2 separate regions of the Homo sapiens genome follow, and region 1 is linked to region 2. Evidence: chromatin loops called from intact Hi-C (ENCODE). Cell type or tissue: MCF 10A. All regions are shown on one strand. Links, peaks and the distances in the headings refer to the core of each region. The heading gives the core; the rest is flanking DNA. Region 1 overlaps ZPLD1 (zona pellucida like domain containing 1). Region 2 has its middle 79 kb from the start of ZPLD1.

Evidence for each region. Hi-C counts contacts between places; a loop is a spot of excess contacts. Peaks named below come from ENCODE experiments on the same cell type or tissue, not always from the same donor. Only the 100,000 strongest peaks of a DNase experiment are listed, where the experiment ranks them.
Region 1: a loop joins it to region 2, with 2.0 times the contacts of the local background. A loop is called at or near these places in 1 of 110 quality-filtered maps.

Annotation. Positions count from the first base shown.
Region 1 is chr3:102,460,742-102,471,004 of GRCh38, reverse strand. It overlaps ZPLD1 (zona pellucida like domain containing 1), which reads right to left. Exons shown (of 12, transcript NM_001329788.2): 7 at 8,627-8,724; 8 at 6,754-6,834; 9 at 1,870-2,041; 10 at 503-611. Among named protein-coding and RNA genes, the nearest start is that of ZPLD1, 31 kb to the right of the region's middle. In MCF 10A, for the core only: a CTCF peak has its summit at 4,699; no DNase peak of the experiment used is centred there.
Region 2 is chr3:102,351,100-102,361,362 of GRCh38, reverse strand. No RefSeq gene overlaps it. Among named protein-coding and RNA genes, the nearest start is that of ZPLD1, 79 kb to the left of the region's middle. In MCF 10A, for the core only: no CTCF peak of the experiment used is centred there; DNase peaks (open chromatin) are centred at 6,042 and 6,352.

The sequences.
Region 1 (10,263 bases), core at 758-8,757, 110 kb before region 2:
GAGTTCGAGACCAGCCTGAGCAACATGGTGAAACCCCATCTCTACTAAAAATACAAAAATTAGCCAGGTATGGTGGCAGGCGCCTGTAATCTCAGCTACCCTGGAGGCTGAGGCAGGAGAATCTCTTGAACCCGGGAGGCGGAGGTTGCAGTGAGCCGAGATCACACCACTGCACCCCAGCCTGGACAACAGAGAGACACTCCGTCTCAAATAAATAAATAAATAAAACAGGTCCAGCATGGCCTACTCGTGTGTGCGTGTGTGTGTGTGTGTGTGTGTATGTGTGTGTGAAAACAGGAAACGTAGTAAAGACAATATTGCCCTTTGTGTGAAAGTTGAGTAAACAGGGAAACTACTGTGAAATTAAAGTTGCTTAGTAGTTTATCTTGTCTCACAATTAATTAGTGCTGTTTAGGAACCACTTTGAGTTCTCGTTAGAAGCCAAGTAACGAGGCATTTTGGAACCGTCTATTACTACATACAGAAGGAGGAGCACACTTACCACTCCGAGTAATGATGGGACCAGCAGAGAGCACCGCGCTGCCAGAAGAGCTCTGGGGGCTCCAAGTCGTCCTCCTCCCAGCATCTCTCCTTTCTCTGTGGCTGCAAATCTGAGGTGTTAATGAAAACAAATGAAATTCCACACCGGCGCAGAATTGTTTCTTTATGGCCATTTGGAAAGCAGATTCTTTTGGAAGAGATACCACATGTTTAATTTTATTCATTTCCTTCCGTGCATTTATTTAATTACTTTGCATGTAACTGCTACAGTGTTTCTTACCCTGGCTTGGGCCACATTTCTTATTTCCTCCCGCTGTAATTGTGCACTGCCTCATTAATTTACATAGCTCAATGGCTCTCTTGAAAAAGTGCTGTGTTTATCAAACTTTTCTACTTTTATTTCTCTCAAGCCTTTAATAAATCCTTCCCGGAAATGTTGGTCAGCATGGACTCAAGGTAATGTGGACTCTCCATTTACCCCCATCTGTCATAGCTTATTAGTCCAAAGGGATCAATGAGTATGAAGAAATAGCTTCCCATTTATGCATAAATTGAACATAAATATAAACATATTAATGGTATTTCAAATTAAAAAAGGGCATGCATTTTTCTCAGGTTAATAATGATGTGGCCCTAGAGAGCCGGTCAGAATAGAATTTTTTTTATTCACTACTTTAAATGGATCTTTATTTTAATGGTGGCTGTATGCAATACAGATGCACACCTTTCATTGCTTTTAACTTTTAAGCTCAGTGATTTCCCGACCATCTGGCCACAATCTACCTTTCCAGCACCAGCCCAGTCCACTCCCTGGGTTTTCCAATCATCTCTACTCTGCTCTACAACCCTACTGAAGAACTAGAAGCTCTCTGATCACACTAATTTATGTGTCTCTGTCTTTGACCATCGTTTGGCCAGCAATGTCTCTCACACTCTTGATTTTGGTTCTCTGGGGTTCAGTCCTCTTCGAAGTAACAGCTGGAGTTCATCTCTAACAATCCTCTCAACCTCTCCTGCTTCATCTCTCTCACAATGGTGAATACTGCCTGTTACTACAACCCATATATTTGTCTGCCTTTGCACCATAAGATTTTTGTCTTGATTTCTTCTGTGACTAGCTAATGATCCTAAAGAATAATCTAATTAAATTCAGAATTTGTGCACACCTCATCTCTGTATCCTCGGTATAATGCTTGGCACAAAGTAGGATATTTAGCAGATCTTTACTAGACAAATGAATAAATCCTACTTCAAACTATTTGATCTAACACATATCCACTTTCTATGCAGAACTTAGTTTCTGACATTTGATAACCTTTCAGCTTAGATCAATTCAACAACTTAAAATGAAGTTCCTTAAAAACATACCGGCATAAGGAAGGGGCAGTCATCTGCTCTGCAGAGCTTGGTAACGCAGTGCAAGAAGACAGTGGACATTTTCTGATTCTTGTGTTTCACAAATCGGAACACTTCAAAAGAAAACCGGCCCCGCTGGCTTCGGCCATTCTCAATGACGGTGGTCTGAGGGTCCTTGTCACAGCTAAATTTTAGGGAACGTGAAAACAGGACATCACTGGAAAGTACCAACCTACTGGGACTTGTAAATTAATTTCTACCGTATTAAGACTCCGCCATTACATTAAGAGCTAACAGAACCATGCCACGTTACAGATATTTAATCATAGCATAAGCTAATTCAACAGATATGACAATAAAACCTGGATCACAAAATTTAAACAGATCAGTTTCTGATTGCATTAATAGTTAGAAGAATTATACTTTCATGTAGTTCAAAAATCCAAATAATTTAAAATACATAGAAACCTGCCAGAGGTGATCTCACTTATTTTCATTCTCATTTATTTTCATTTATTTTCACATCATTCCCAGGGTATATGAAAATAGAAACAGAAGCAATGTATTCTTATTGTCCTCCCTCCTTAAACAAATGATAGCATATTGTCTACACTATGTGGTACCTCGCCTTTTAAAGATTTAGCAGTGTTAGAGATCTTTCCGTATCAATATTTAGAGAGCTTCCTCATTTTTTTCCACAGCTGTATAGTATTTCATCATGGACATGTTTCAGAGTTTATTTAATCAGTTTCCTATTTATGTACATGCATTGTTTTTGAATCTTTTGCTTTTTAAAAACTAATAATGAATAATCTTACAATATATCATGTTGAACATGTACAGGATTAACTACAGAATACATCCATATAATCATTTAATAGATATTGTCACTTTGCCCTATATAAATATTATTCAATTTTGGACTTCACAAGCAATATATGAAAACAATGCTTACTTCTCCAGAGCTACATCAGCGAAATGTATGGATCAAATTTTTTATTATTCCCTATTTGAGAGTAAAAATGAACTATCACCCTATAATTTTAACTTGTATTTTCTTATAATTAATGAGTTTGTGTATCTTCACATACCTTATAGTCATTTGCATTTCTTTATCTGAAAATGGTTTGTGTCTTTTGATCAATTCTGTTGTGTTCTTGGCCATTTTCTTTCTGATTCTTATGAGTTCTTTTATGTATTAAGAAAAGTGGTTACTGGTTGTTATATAAGTTGCAAATTGTTTCCCTTTGTTATTTGGCTTTGGACATTCCGTGTGTGTGTGTGTGTGTGTGTGTGTGTGTGTGTGTGTGTACAGTTTTATTCTTACGTAGTTAAATTTTCAATATGTTATTTTGTGGCTTCTAGTATTTACACTGAAGCCAGTTTCCTTACTCCAAAGTTTTAAAGGTATTTCTCTTGTTTTATTCTACCAGTTTTAAAGTTGTAGTTTTTACCTTTAAATTAATAATCTATTTAGGTTTTATTATGGTATATTGAGTGAAGTATAGGTCCAATACTATTTTTTATCTTACTGTTATCCATGTCCAACACTGTTTTAAAAAATCTACTTATCCCACTGATTTGTGGTACCACACTCTATCTTACACTAAATTCCCATATGTTTGGGGATCTATTTCTCAGTTTACTGTTCTGTGACTTTTGTCTATGTGTCTAGCTTTGCATAATATCACATTCCTTTAATAATTGTGACATTTTATTGATTGTGATATCTGATAGAACCATACTCTGCTCATTTCCATGTTGATTCCCGGCTTATCTTTTTGTATTTGTCATTTATCCCTTTTTTTCTTGACGTGATTAGCTTGTGATTCTCTATTAATGTATTTTTTCAAGGAACCAACTTTTTCTTAACTTCTTCCAAAACATTGGTTCATATTTTCATTTTTGATACAAGTCTTATTTATGGGTTTTACAACTTCCAAGTGGTGAGGACTTTCTGGTTTTTGATATCGTTATAAATTGCTGTCTCTCTGTATATAGCTTATTGCGTATGTCGTTTAGATTTTCTGTATCCTTACTTCCTTACTTACTTGTTGGCCACCAGAAGTAAGTTTTGTAAGAGGTAAAATTCTAATTTTTAAATTTTATTTCTATGTCTTTTTATATTTCCCCTGGTTTCCACTTAATGAAATCTTCAATTTCATCCAGGGCATCATTTCATTATATCAATGTAAGATTTTTTTTTAATTTAGGAAAGTGTTCCTGGATTATATTTTTAAACAATGTGTTCTATTATTTTGGCTTTTGGGGGGACAATTCTAATTATGCATATTATACATATATCGAATTCCCTTTCTCACCTTTTTATTTCTATCTTTCTTACTTAATCCTCTTTTTATTTTCCTTCATATTTGTTTATTTTTATTTGTATTTCTTATACTTATCTTTCATGTCCCACACTGTTTCTGCTGTGATCTGCACTCCTTTGAATGCCTTCTAATTACATGTCCCTTCCTCTCACACATTTTTTTGTATTTCTGTTTATTTTCACTTATCCCAGTTTCCTTTACACATTTCCATAGCCATGGCTTTTACTGTCCTATCCTTACTTACCTAAGTTCTCATAATTCTATCTTCATAACCATGATGCTTTTTGCTTTTTAAAAATTAATGTGGGAATGTATATATTATATATTCCATGGCAGCATTTTTCTGGTGAGTTTAATTCACCTTTAAATTTTCTTTTCTGCCATTTTCGATATTTTTCCTGTAGAATATTGGAACACTGCAAGAAATACCTGCATCTGTTTATCATTCAAGTTTGAAAGAGTTGGATTTCCCTAAACCTAAAATTTTTAGGACCCCTAAGGCAATGTGGAATGGTAAATACCTTCCTTAAGGGTTTCCCCAACTCAAGGGCTCCCTCCTCTGTTTTTCAATAACAACTTTCTTTGAATATAGCAGAACTGTGCAGCTGACTGAACTTAAAAGATATTCACAGGGTTCTACCATCAGCCCTGGGTTCCTGAGGTTTATTCACCAGCCTTGCCACCAAGGACAGAGCCCCTGCCTTCCCAGGCGATTCCTTTACCTTTAGAAGGTATACTTTTCCTGGTACTTTATGAGATCTGCCACTTCTGAGGCTCTGAGCATTCTCTACTGTTTTTTCTTCAGATTCCCCAGCCCTGGGGATAGCAGTTTCCATTCAAAGTAGTGCCCTTTCCTTCTAGGTGTGTATTTCTCCAGCTGCTTCTGGGAGCTGACTCCCTTAAGACCCCCTCAGCACCCACTTTTCTTCCTTGCCTTCCTTACCACCTCTTCTACACTGCTTTTTACAACATTTTCTCTTGATCTTAACTGTTTTCACCAACACTAGCATTTACTTTAGAATTTCTAGGTTTTCTTTTCCTCCTAGATTCACAAAAAAGGACATTTGGGAAATTTTTTTTCTTTAGTTATGCATTTCACTCTGAATGGTTTCCAATAAGAAAACTGAAAAGATTCAGAACTAAGCTGCTTCTATATTCACACTAGAAGTCTGATGATCATATTCCAGATTATCAATATATGAGGATTATAGAAGTTTGGGAAAATAAGAGAAATGTCAAAAAAAATCCATAACCCTACCAAGCATAAAAAACCACTGTGAGCCTTTTGCTGTTTCTCTTTACAGTCTTTTCTGTTATATAAATGAAGTTCATTATATACACAATTATATATTAGGTTCCTTTTCCTTGATATTTTAATACCTTTAAATGTTAAAGAATCAATTATTTTCAAAGATAGAAATACCAATAGGACAGAAAGGGAGAAGGTAGGAGAAAGCCAACCATTTTTTTCTATCTAATACATAACTTTATATGATTGTAGTGCCTGTATGGACTCTCAACTTACTGGTTGTCCATAATTCACCTAGCTATTTCCTTATTGCTGAATGTATAATTTGTTCCCATGTTTTACTATTTTAAATATCACTGATAGACCAGAATGTCATAAATATTTTAAACTATATTTCCCAATTTGTAAAGCTAGAATCAAAGAATATGAAATTTTTAAGTATTTTGATACATACTGACAATTTTTCCCAAAAATGTTGCTCAAATTAACATTTCCAGAAATAGGATATGTAAGAATAACAGTTTGACCATACCCTCTGAACATCATCTTGCCCTTGATTAGCCAATAAAGTGTATTCTTTTGGTTTCCCATTATATTACTTCCATCATGTGTCAATTAGCTGCAGTGAGCTGAGCCAATTGCAATTTATAAGCATGATTAGAAGACATTGCTTGACTCTCAAGTCTGTTCAGCTGTCAGATAAAAAATGCTGAAAAGGAACTGAGATGATTGAATGGTTTTATGATCAATGTCCTTTTTTCCCAGATATATATTACATTCACTCTATATCACTGTCTATTGGGGAAGGAGGATGAAGTTATTGGCTCTAATAAGAAAAGGAGTGGTAGGTTATATTATAGTTTTATACTAAATACTGATAAATGAACAAAAGTATTTTGGGGTCTAAATTATCCAGACCATTACTTTAATTTTACTCTCCTTTTGACATATGAGACAGTCTAGTTGCAGATAAATAGTAACCTCTATTGCATTTCTTTTCCTGCGAATAATATCCTAACTATGCGTTTCCTAAGACAGTGAAATATTCCCATATTCCTAAACATGAATAAAACATCTTTGGTGGACATAACTTACTTAGAACTCTGATTCAACAATAGCCTTATCAGCATTTTGTGTTGATAACTGCTCTCAAATTTTATACTTTCAGCTTTATAAGGACTCAAAGTTCAAAATGTAAAACTTGAAATTCAAAAGCTATAATAGTGCTTTATAATTTATCTGACTTAGATATTCCATTTCAATTATCTACAACTGGGTCATTGGTATCAATATAATACTTAGACAGCTAAGTCTTACCTAAGGAAAAGATCATATCGAATGTCATCATTTGGGTTTCCTGATGGGGTAGTATAGCAATAATCCATTAAAACATTCCATCTGAAAGAATGTAAGCAAACATAATCTAGAGTCAGAATTTCCTTTTGGATATTAGTTACTAATACAAGGGAAGTAAATATTGAGAAACTTCTTTTTCCTTCTTTCTTTCTTTTCTTTTTTTGAGACGGAGTCTTGTTCCGTTGCCCAGACTGGAGTGCAGTGGCACCACCTCGGCTCACTGCAAGCTCCGCCTCCTGGGTTCACGACATTCTCCTGCCTCAGCCTCCCGAGTAGCTGGGACTACAGGCGCCCGCCACCAAGCCCGGCTATTTTTTTTTTTTTTTTTTGTATTTTTAATAGAGACGGGGTTTCACCGGGTTAACCAGGATGGTCTCAATCTCTTGACCTCGTGATCCACCCTCCTCGGCCTCCCAAAGTGCTGGGATTACAGGCGTGAGCCACCGCGCTTGCCTGACAAACTTCTTATCTCATGGAATATAATTGTTTATTACTTGTTATTTGCGGAAGTTTATTGTTCATTAAAACTTTCTCTTATTCCATCCTGCTTATTTCACATGCATGCCTGTATCAAAACATCTCAAGTACCCCATAAATATATACACCTACTATGTACCCATACAAGTTTTTAAAAAGTAAGAACTTTCTCCTGAACTCAAAGTGTTTAAAAATCTGCACCAAATTGTCAATTTCACATTAAGGGGAGTCAAGTCTAATGCCATAAAATAATTGTGTACAAGACAACTGAATGGTCAAAGTCTGAGAAGTAAACTTTAAAATGAGCTACATAGATGCTTATATGTTCACTATAAACAATAGCTTTTTGTTTCTAGATATTACTGTCTCTAACAGAATCAGAGAATGTTATAATACCAAATACAACAAAGGAGTTTAGAGCATAAATTGTATATCAGAATCAGTGGTTTGGCGATTGTGGAGTCCACAATAGACACTGTGTTAGGGTGAAGAAAGCCATGAGGCACATACATATCCACAGCCTTCCTCCACAAGGTTAGATTTTGCTCACATTTATACATTAGTCCATTCCAACTCCGATGTTATAAAAAAAATACTAATCCATGGGAAGCGAATGCCAATGAAATGGAAAAAACTCCTGCATTATTAAAGGACAATTTTAAAGACTCATACAAGAATAGAAATATTCTTCAGGACAGGAAGGGAGAAGGTAAAGAAGAACTAAATTTATAGAGTATACCAATCTCTTCAGGATGCAAAGTTTAAATAGTAATACATAAGCAACCCAAAACAGGCCATTTTCACATTACATTTTTTTATAGGGCACGGTTAGAGCTTCAGCTTTTGAGCTCCATTTTAGTTTGATTGCTCTGAATTTTCTTAAGTATCATCTGAAATTTAATAGTTTTTTTATAGAGATGTTTCTGGAGATCATTTTATGTAATTTTGACACACTCTTATGCAGAGTCCTTTCATTCTTTAATAAATTCATATTGAAGAGTAACATACATATGGAAAAGCAAGCAAATCAAGTGTTCACAGAATGACTACATTTGGTTAATCATCTTTCTGATGAAGAGATACAACATTTCGGCATCCCAGATCTTCCCATGCCCCGTTCCAAGAACCACCCCCCTTCTTTATGGGAAGACTTGTTATTCTCCAATTAATGACAGAACATGAGTGTAACCTCTTAAACTTTGTAATCTGTTATTTCTTTTTAGTAGCATGCCTAAATGGTGTGGCAATGATAATATTTTCAAACTGAATTTAAAAATGAATGGCCCAACTTTATGACTCATGAGGATTTAGGCAGTCAAAGAGTTTTAACCTAAAAAAGACAAGAGTTTGAAATTACCTGCCATCCAAATTAGTGGCTTGGACAGCTGCAAATACTTTGGTTTTCAAAGGTAATCCTATACTGGGGATAATTAACTGCTGGTTGTAGGTTGAATCCTAATGATGAAACAATAAAAAATCTATTATTACCTCCCCAACAACAGCACACTTACTACTTAAAACAACAATATTAGAGAGAGAAAAAAGAAAGTAAATCAACATAAACCTACAGAATCAATCCAAAAAGGATTTACGTGACCCTCTGGTTTCTTGGCAGAACTGTTATTAAGCCATATCCATGTAACAAATTGATTCCATGTGTGAATCTTTTTGTTTCCATAGTTTACCATATATGGTGGCTAATGTTCACTGTATCTAAATTATATTCAGTGGTCACTAGTTAATATTCAGTTTGGTTAATATTCAATGGTCAATATTTAGTTTACTTAAATTAATGTTCCATTTATTTGATTATATTAGAGACTAATATTGAGTTTATTTAAATTATATCTGTTTAAATTTAAGCCCTTTACTGTAGGCACTGTAGTTCTTATACTTCTGATAATATTTTATTTACCAAAAATCACTTACCTGGCAAATTGAAATTGTTAAAGTTTAATTGAAAACCAAAGTAAGACCATTTTAAAGTCACAGAAGAATAGAAATTTTCTTCTAGGGAGAATAGAAGAAACTACAGGAGAACCAAATTTCTAGAATGTATCAATATCTTCAAGATGCAAGCTTTAAATAATAATACACAGAAAACCAAAATGAGACATTTACTCATTACATTTTTTATAGGGCAAGATTCAGCTTTTGAGACAAACACAGACTCCAAGCTGCTAAAATACATGCCATATGGTTCCTGCACAAATTCTTTAGAGGTCACTTATAGAAGGGTATCTCAGGACTTCATTTTTACTTTTCTACCCTTATTTTGGACCAGTTCTAGAGAGCTTATTTGTATCATTCTCAAATCCACAGTAGATTAAAGCATCGGATTAGAAATTAAGAAGTAGCAGGTATAATTTGATAATGAAGAAAACCAGAAAAAATAGAGTGCAAAAAACAAACCAAAAAAACCCTCCAAATTTAAGCAGTCACATCATTTAACAGAGGCCAATTGTTTCCCTAAACTTAGTAATTCTGAAGACATTGCTGTTTGGCAGAAAAGTTTTAATGTTCATTATAAAATCTTAAAATCATTGGGAAAGACAACATATCAACCATAATATCTTTAGAAGGCTTGGAAGAAAGCAAAATATTTTGAATTTTATAATTTAAGACAGTAATAGTTGGGATGCTTCATTTTTGGAAAAAAAGTTAATACGAAACATTTTATTGCCAAATAAAGCCAAATATATAAGAGATATACTTAAAAACTGATACTCTTCAGTCTTTTGTTTTCTATATTTTGGTGATAAATGATTAGCTCCTCTAACCATGTCTGATAGGTAGTATTTTTATGTGATTATCTTTCAGGCTCCCTTTTCCAACTTCTCCAAATAATCTACACTTCATTAACTATACAGCCCTTTCATCTTATATTTGCATCATTATTGTGCAGAAGAATGCTTACTTTCTTTACAACATTATATTGCTGAGTCATTTTGCAAATGACATATGATCCACCTGTGATTTAATTATGAATCATCA
Region 2 (10,263 bases), core at 1,362-9,361:
TGATTAACCATGATTGGCAACGATTGCTAATGACAGCAGGGGAAAACCGAATCAGTCATGCCAGGAATTATCCTAAATGCATGATAGAGGAAAGCAGAACAACACTTTTTCCCTCCCTTTCTTCATTTCTTAATGCTCCCCCACAATGGCATTCTTCCTGGTGCAGTCTCCAACCACTTGGGATTTGTTCACTGCACAGCATGGCCAGGAATTTGTGTGTTCAAAGCTCTTGCAAACAATGTTCACCTTAAATGGATCAGCATCAGCTTTTGGAAATAAAATGTGGTCACTACTTCCTATTGCTGGGTTAACCTTTCTTTATAATTAAAGTAGCGATTTGGGTTCAGACTACCTCCCGTGAAAAAATTTTAAAGTGATGATACACTTAAGATGCTGATGATACTGACTTCCACTGAACCTAAAGAGACTAAAAACTACAGACATAATTATTTTAGTATTTCTATGACATTTTAAAAAGAATATCATAGTAACTAAAAGTTTTAAAGGTTTATATTGTGTTTCCCAAATAGTAAATAACACAAAAATTAGAATAATAATTTTAATACAGTGAGCAATTTGATTAACATTTAATAATCTAGAAAATAATAGCAACTGGAGCTGAAAAACCAAATCCCTTAACACCAGCTTTCATTTCAAATGATCTCCAGGTGGCTGCTAGCCAATTTGCCACATGAAAAAAAGCCTGACACTATTGGAAAACAGACTCCAACTATTTTTTTAAAAAAAAAGAAAGAAAAGAACAATCAGTAGAGAATAGACAATGTTGTGCTAAAAGGCTATGTTATGTTGCCAAAAAAAAATTCAATCTGTGCACAAAATACCTCTTCCCATGTCTTTTGATCTGATGTAGCACTTGTCCAAATGGATGGGCTCCCTAAAGGGAAAACCCATTTCAAACATTGAGGAGCTCTAACAAATGCGAAGCACTCAACCTGGGGCTTACATATCCCAAATGGTCTCTTGCTGGTAACATGAGAACAAAATCAGTGTTCTACTCAGAGAACAGCTTTCCTGGCTTTTATCTTCTGTTCCATTTGTGCATTGATATGAAGATCAGAGTCATTGACTTGAATGTGATTTAGAATCTTGATACAAACAATGAGACATTAAACACTTTCTAGCCCTCTAAAATTTGTATTCAGACTCTTCTTTTTTCAGGATAGAATCACAGTCCCATCAGTATTCGAGGGATTTGTGCACACAGACTGCCTCTGTCAAAATTGTAGCAAGTTAATGCATTCCAGTATAGCTTGGAATTTTCTAAGGCAAATTATTACCTTAGAAAAAGAATGTAACTTGGTATTTTGACATACGTTATTTTATAGAGGGTACACTTTTTTTAATCTTTTGGTTTCGACTTCTTCACTTAAAGATTTGGAAAATAAAATTAAACTTTTAAAAAAAAAGAAAAAGAAAGCATGGAAATAATGATCTAAAGTCACAAAGAAAGGAAGGCAAAATCCAAAATCACCATCACACTATGGCCAAGCAAGAGGAGTGAAGACTACTGGAGGTGCAAAGTCTTTGGGCTTTAACTTCTTGTCTGTTCAAACCAATAAATAATGTTGCAGCATTTATTTATTCGCCAAGACTTAACAACATGTATTGCTTTTTTCATCACTTTGCCAATTTTCTTCAAAGAAATTTACTATTTCAAGCTGTTCATAAATCCTGTAACCTCTATGAGATTAGTTTCCTCATGGGTAAAATGGGAATGAATAACAATGCCTAGCTTGTGGAGTTGGTATGAGGGTAGAAATAATATATTAAAATCACCTAATAGTGCCTGGAACATAATGGAAGCCATCACTATTATCATTTCCCAAAAGCTATATCTGGACATGTAAATTGGAATAAAACTCTGAGGCCATTTTCAGACTAATTCAAACATAGGAACGCATTTTCTTGCAGATTCAAAGTAATTGAGGTAAATGTTAGAACATTTATTTGAATTATCAAGATGCATAAATTGTTTCAATTTTCCACTTTACATGTTCAGATATGGCTTTTGTGCATAGCCCTAGAGTAGCCCATTATTGAAAGCCCTCACAACTAAGTTTAACCAACCTTGATATGTAGTTGCCAATATATTGCCGGACAAGCTCCATTCATTAGTAAGGTTGCTGCTTCAGGTATCAAAAAACAAAGCTAATCCAAATATGAAGTTCCAATAACTATCCTCCATGTAATTTAAATTGGTAAAATTGAAACTTGCCTGAAAGGAGAGTAACAGAATAATGGGCCGTTTTCAGAAAATATCCCTGCCTTAAGTCATTATAATATAATCCTTTAGAACATTCTAGGAAAATTCTCAGGGAAGAAAATAAAATCTGCATCAAACTAAGGGCAGAAATTAACTTGCCTACCTAAAATTACAAACAACAACAACAAAATCTTTCATTTTTGTCTGTTGACACACAATCTTAACAACAGTTGCTCAGGGAAAGGGAAATTATAGTTTGAGATTTGAAAGTTACCAACTCTATATTTATATCATAAAAACAATATCAAAGTAGCAGTATGATATTAGAGAGTTTGCAGTGAGCCAAAATCAGGATGTTTTCCCATTAGTTACTAATAGGGCACTAAACAATTGTGAAGGTCTCATAATTTTCATCTGTAAAATGAGAGAATCACACTAGATTGGACCCTTCTTGTCCCTTGCAGCTATAACATTATGCAATTTCATTGTAAAGCCTCTATCATGTAATTCACCTTTGGTCCCTGACACATAATCATAATACCAATTTAATTGTAGAAGCAGTTATTTTCATTACTAGATTGGGCTGTACTGAAACTCCCTGGATTATGTCACATGACATAAAACAAGTGAGGGGGAAGCTCAGCTACACAAACACTGAGATTAAGAATTAAGAGAACTAGAAAAGCTCTTAGAGAAAAAAGAGCTCAAAAGGTAAGGGGACTGATTGGAGCAGGTCATGCAGAAACCACCAAAAAAAAAGAGTATGTCTATTGTTCAGAGGCTAATCAGCTAGAAAAGGCATATAAGAGGGAAGCAGATAGCTTTTTTTGTCCAGGTGGATCATATTAGTCTCAAAAAGGGGTTTTACTTGGTTAAAGTAAACTGGTTTAAACATGGTTTAAGTAAAACGTGATTTCCAAGTTTTACTCTTGGAAAACTTTTAGAAACCATGAAGTCAGAATTTAGGTAACAAGAGAGCAAGTTTGACTTTGAACTACTAAATGAGTCTGAGGACAAGCAAGCAAAGATTGAGTAAGCCAAATATGACTGTTAAATGAGTGATCTAATTAACCTCATGAGGATCTATTAGAAGAGAAGCTGCTTAAGAGACCAGTTACTAAAGAAAGACAATTCAAATAACAAGACACTACAGCCATGATTAACCATGTAATTTACTTCAAATTTTTATACTCAAGATCCTCATTCATTGTAAAACCTGACCCATAAAATATATCTTTTATTTTTACATCTGAGATTCCCATTTCCACTAGCCGATTGTTAGATTCAAGAGACGGAAAATCAAGACACGGTATTCAAGGACCAAGTTTCAAAAGAAATACATCCAGCTACCGTGATGCCTTAAGTAATGGCACTGAAATAGATCAGAAGTATGGAGGGTTCTGCTCAGGGGTTATAAAACTGTAGGGTCTTAAAAGTGAAAGTGGATTTAGAAGGCAGCTAATCCATTTCTTTTATTTTACTCATATGCCCAAGTATCCAACCCCATGCTCTCAAAGATCAGCTCCCTGTGGTTTCTTTTTAGAAAGCAGAAAGTCAGTCTCACTCCCTTACCAAATGATCTCATTAACATCACGCCCTTCTCTGTGCTGTTTCTCACTCTTCCACAGGCCACTGTTTCCCACTGATCCCCACCTGGAGTTAGGTGCACACTCCCCTCAAACGGAATGCGATGATAGTAAGAGACAGTAAATGACACTTTACAAACGGAATGCGATGATAGTAAGAGACAGTAAATGACACTTTACAAACGGAATGCGATGATAGTAAGAGACAGTAAATGACACTTTACAAACGGAATGCGATGATAGTAAGAGACAGTAAATGACACTTTACTTTCTCACTTTGTCCCACGGTTCTCGGCAACACCATCAAATAGACTTTACTGAAAAGTTTGGGTAATTCAAGGGAAATAGCACATAGAATGTGAAAAGTTAAATTATGTCACAAATAAAACATTTTCAATAATCAAGAGAGAAACACAAAACAAGTTTGCTTTAATGCCACCTCTTTTTGGCTTCCCAGACATCAGATTTCTCTATTTTATAAAAACCCACCTTCTTTTACCCCCATTTGCCTTTAGGAAAATACTACTAACTACCCCAAGGATTCTTCTCAACAAAAATCACCTATGTGCCTCCAGCAAGAAAGTCTCTCCCTTAAGAGTCATTAATTCTGGAACAATATCCTGAGGGCCTTCAAAGGGTCAATCAGTGATGACTCATAACATTCAAAGTTTTATACCATAAATCTATATAAGATAGAGCCCTCATGGGCCACTCTTTTTACAATCTCCTCATCAGCTGCATGCATAACTATATATGCTCTCAATTGTATCAATCAGGGTAGGTCATGAAAAGGAAAGCCATTGAGATGAATAAGAAGATTACCATCAGAATGGCTGGAGAGTAAAGATAAGAAAGGCCACTGCTAGCTTTCAGGAGTCAGAATGCATGGATCACAGGAAAGCCCCCGTGAAGGATCTCAGCAGCCCACACCATTAAAGTAGCCGATTCTCAAGAAGTGGCCTAGAATGAGACAAAATTTATATCATATCTACCTCTGATGATAACCACACACCTGTCCATAGTCACCACTAAAGAATAATAGCTTCTTCTTTTCTTCCACTTTCCAAGAATTACACAAATGTCTCTTATTGGCAGAATTTAATCAGAGGCCTGCTGAGAAGAGCCTAGAAAAGTAGTTGTAGAGATAGCTTAGACAGACTGGGATGATCCTCAGTATCATTCAGTCCTAACCTTTGGATACTCACCATCCATACATACCTGTTTACCAATATCTAAGTTTTGAAACAACAAAATTAAAAAACAATAGTATGCTTTCACCTAACTTGGTGAATGTATTCCTTACACAAATAAAAGCAGGTTCATCCTTTCACCTAAAGGAGAAGACATTTGCCTCTCGAGTCCCATAATTCACTGTATCCAACTCTGTTGATGTTCATGTCTATTCTCAAAGTATCCTTTGTTATTTAATATTGTACATACTGAATTATAAGATATTAAGGACTGAATTATGTCCTCCCAAAATTGATGTGTTGAAACCCTATCCCCAGTGTGACTGAATTTGGAGATATGGCCTTTAAGGAAGTAATTAGGGTTAAATGAGGTTAGAGGAGTGGGGCCCTAATCCAATAGGACTGATGTCCTTAGAGGAAGAGGAAGAGACACCAGGGGTGCATGCACACAGAGAAAAGCACATGTGAGGATGAAGTGAGAAGATACCCATCTGCAAGCCAAGGAGAGAGGCCTCGGGAAAATCCAAGCCTGATGGCACCTTGCTTTTGAACTCTTAGACTTCAGAACTGTGAGATAAAATCTTCTGTTGTTTGAGCCACCAGTCTGTGCTATTTTGCTATGGCAGCCCTACTAGACAAAGGGCTAGCCACCAGTCACATAACTTACATAAAATAGCAAAAAAAATGGGGTAGGAGAAATGATTAACACATTCTTTAGTATATAATAAACAAAGAAAAAAATATGCAGTTATCACCATCCTCATTTCTGTAACTGGTCATTTATTTTTTCCACAACTCATTCCATGTGCTTATCTCTGCCACATGTTTTGATTCCTGCATGGTCTGAGCCATGTGTGGCCTTGACTTCAATTGCTATTATCATCCATTAACTTTTACCACTGGTCATGGAAGTACCAAGAGATACCTTTAAAAATCTCCTGAGTTCTACATACTCTTTCTTACTTTGTAGTAGAAACCCTGTTTCCCTCTGATAACCAGGATGAGTCATCACAGTCAGGAAAGCAACTTTCTTATTTGCTTGTTGATTCAATGGCCTGAGAAGGCTGAAGTAACCATGTAGCAATCTCAACTGCCAGTTAAATGGAGCCCTGCTTAGTCTCCCAGTGTGATTATTCTCTTTTTAAGAAATAATAGTTTTTTAACCAGAGAACCAAAACATGCAGAAGGAGAAAGTATAAATTTTGTGAGAGGACTATTTTGGGTAAGAGTGAATAAATCCACTCTATTTCAATCCCTTGGATCCTGGACTCAAGCATTCTTTGTATTGAAGAAATAACATCATATTAGTCACTGGTTCACAGCTTATATTGCATTGCATATGACAGCTCCTCAAATTCCTAAGTGTTGTAATCCAGGGCAGCTTTGTAACTATGAATCTAATAGGCCATTCCACTGTTCTGTCAGGCCATCTGTGTTTTGCAGTGAAGGAATATCATATAAAACCAGCATCTCCTTCTCCTGACTCCCACATGGATTTAAGCCCATTACCTCTGCTATTTTATTGTACAATATCTTTCTTGGTCAAAAGCAAGATTCTGTGTGATACCTTGAGGCATTCAATTAATCATAGATGATAGTATTAGAAGAAGCATTGAAGGCAAGAAAGGCAGAGTGAGTGCCTTTTCCTATGAAGACAAATTGCTGCCCCCTCCATGATGGAAGAGATCCAATGTGATCAATGCACCACCAGGTGGTTGGCTGGTCCCCCAGACAGTGGTGTATTATCAGGGGCTCAAAAGTAGACACTGTTATTGGTAGATTAGTTACTCAGTGGTGATGACAGACAGTTCAGTCTTGGTAAAGTAAGCCCCTAATTTTGAGTCCATACATATCCACCTCCATCCCTGAAGCCATAGCCACTGTGTTCATTAGCCCATTAAAGCAAGCACAGGAATGGCTGACTGACATCCATGGAATAGGTCATCTTGTCTACTTCATTATCAAAAACCTTACTCAAATGGCTTCCCTTTGAGTATTGAGTATTTGAATATTGTGATTTAAATATTCTCTATGTCCCCATTGCAAGAGTCCTATCCACAGAAGTCTTCCCTAGATTGCTTTTCAGCAATCCATCAAGCTTGTGATTTCTAAGTTCCTTCTAAACAAACTGTTAGCTTGCTGCCCTGTGATTACTTTAGATACATACCTTTGCTACCTCTCTTTTCAGGCAAGTAAACAAAGTATTCAGAGCTCTGCCCACAGTATTCAGGGCACATTAGTGCTAGAGCAGCTGACCTTTTACTTGCATCACCATATGATGCAGTAGTATCTATAAATAAGGCTAAATAGTCCTTCTTCCTCTGTCAATTAGTCATAGGGAATGTCCCATAAGGCTATAGGTATGGGTAAAGAGATAGGCAGACGTGTAGCAAGAGTAAGGTGTGGAGCATCTGATCTACTGGTTCATGCCACTCACATGTGTTTTTCAGGACATACTTGTGCCTATTTTTATATACCCACTTCTACATGCTGAGGCATGCTATTGCCCAAGCCAAATTCATGACTTTGGTAGTCATATAACACATAGTTCATTATGGGAAGATTATGTCCCATAGTCTTCTTAAGAGAAGAATAATTAGAAGAAACAAGCATGCAAAGGCTTTTCTCAAAGCCTTCCCTCCACGTAATCCTTTTCATTCAGCTGCCCAAAGAGTGACAGGGTGACAATATGGAAGATTACCTGAGATGTTTTAGGGCAGGGGGACCTGCAAGTGGCATTTAAGACCATATGCGGATTCTATTGACCAGAACTCATCTAACTACCAAAGTGTCTAAGAAATGTAGTTTAGCTTCCTCCTCTTCACTGCTAAATAAATAGATATTTACTATTGCATAATTTCTATGAGTTAGGAATTTAAGAGTATCTTAACTTAAGAATAGCTTAATTTGGTCTGGCTCAAGGTTTTCCAAGAAGACCTTGTAATCAAGAAGTCAGCCAGGGATTCAGTCCCTCGGGATGTCTGATCAGGGAGGGTGTGCTTTTACGCTAACTCATGTGGTTGTTGGCAGGCTCCACTTCCTCGATGAAGACTGACCACCAACACAAGCACAGCTCTCCCAAAGACAAACAGAAATCATACGTTCTAGACCAGTTGTTCTCAAAATGTGGTCCCTGGACAGCAGAAACAGCATCATCACTGGGTAACTAATTCCTGGGCCACATCTTGCAATTACTATACACAAACCTCTAGGTATAGGCACCAGCAATCTATGTTTTCACAGGTTGCCATATGATTCAATGCATGCCAAATTCGAGAATCACTGGTCTGGAACCAAAAAAGGAGTAACATGAAACTTATCATCTTAGTGGCTTTCCATAATCCCCTTTCAGACTCCCAGAAATAAGAATTGATCCCATTACCCAGTCAAGTGTTTATGGCTTTAGCTACCAAGCTCTAGGGGGAAGCCCTGGTAAATACTCTCAGGCAAGAATCTACATCCTCTTTACTTTCTGTTTAGCTGGAGAAGGAAAGATCACTTTATGCTTCCAGGTACATCAAATACTTCCTGTGACAGCCACCAACATCTGTTTTCTCAATGAAGAAATGAGTTTAGACTAAATTAATACCTCTAATAAGTGGTATAATTTTAAATCTAAAGATTCAAGGGGGTAAAGACTGGTCATCTTCAAGTGGCAGAGCAATAATCTCAGCTATTCTAAAACTTCATATTTTGTTGCCTTAATTTAAAAAGCAGTCCAATTACTTCTGCAGTTTGTTTTTTTGTAAACGAAGTCACAGTCTCAATTATAATGAATTGGAACTCTATTATATATTTTGAAGGTCAAAATGAAGGTTATGATTATTAATTTAAATTCACTCTAATTTTCATTTGCTTTTTCATTAGTCATTTCAATAATACAAAATTGACCTTTCATATTGGAGAGGCAGTTAAATTTTATTAAGTTATAGTTTTGTATTGTTTTAGTTTGGTAACTAGATATTAGGTTGGTGCAAAAATAATTGCGGTTTTCGCCATTAGTTTTAAATGACAAAAACCACAATTACTTTTGCATTGATCTAATAGACATATACCATAAGTTTTCATTCGGGGGTAATTTTTTTGAGTAAGTACACGATTTACTGAGTATAAGTTATTATAAGAATTAGGTGTACCATATTTTTATAAATCTTTGGTTCTTAGTCATTGACTAGTATTTTAGTAAAACAAGAAAATTGAGATGTTCAATTTAAAAGCAGGAATGATTCACTAACCCATGAACTCATATCTTGTACATTTAGGAAAGATCATATTTATTGGTTATTTATTGTTATACAACAAACTATCTCAAAGTTTAAAGCAGTAGATATTTATTATTTTATAATTTTTGTCGGTTAGTAATTTAAGAGTAGCTAAACTTGGTCTGGCTCAAGGTCTTCCAGGAGGTTGTTGTAGTCAAGAAGTCAGCAGGGATTCAGTCTCCTCTGAATGTCTAATCAGGGGAGGGTGTGCTTTTATTCATGTGGTTGTTGGCAGGTCCCGCTTCTTCACTGACGATTGGACAGAGGTCTGTATTTCTTTTCCCTTGGGTCACTCTAAGGCTGCCTGAGTATTCATAACATGTCAACTGGTTTCTCCCAAAATGAGATATGAGAGACAGAGTGTGCATGAGAGTAGCCAATACAGAATATAAATGCTGAACTTAAATATTTTATCTCATTAATGTCAATTGTTTCCACTCAAATGAAAAGATCGTCTCTGTTAAACCTAAACTAATCTAATCCAAATCTAATTTATTAACAAAGGCCTATGTATCTCCCTGTGTAGAACACAATTACACTGTAGACCTGTTCCTACAGACTGAGAAAAACGTATTTTCTGAAACTTCCATTTCGTATTCTTAAACTACACAAGACTTTAGACAGGAAAGACCATAATGCAGAGACCATTATTTTTTATTATACCTTAATCTTGGAAATGACTTACCCTCACCTCTGTCATATGTTATCAGTCACCCATATCAAACCTGGTACATTGTGGAAGGGGTCTCCACAAGGATAGGAACACATTCAGGAGCCATGCTACAGGCTTTCTACCACGACACAACTATCAGATTTGGCAGACTGAAGATTTTTCATACAATAGTAAAATTATTTACCTAGGATGACTATTATACAGTTCTAAAACATAATCCATTTTATACCTGGGTATATTCTGGAAACATATTATATTCTGGAAACATATTATATTCTGAAAAGTTTTGTGTGAATAAAATACTGGTTAATATCTGTTTTTCCACATC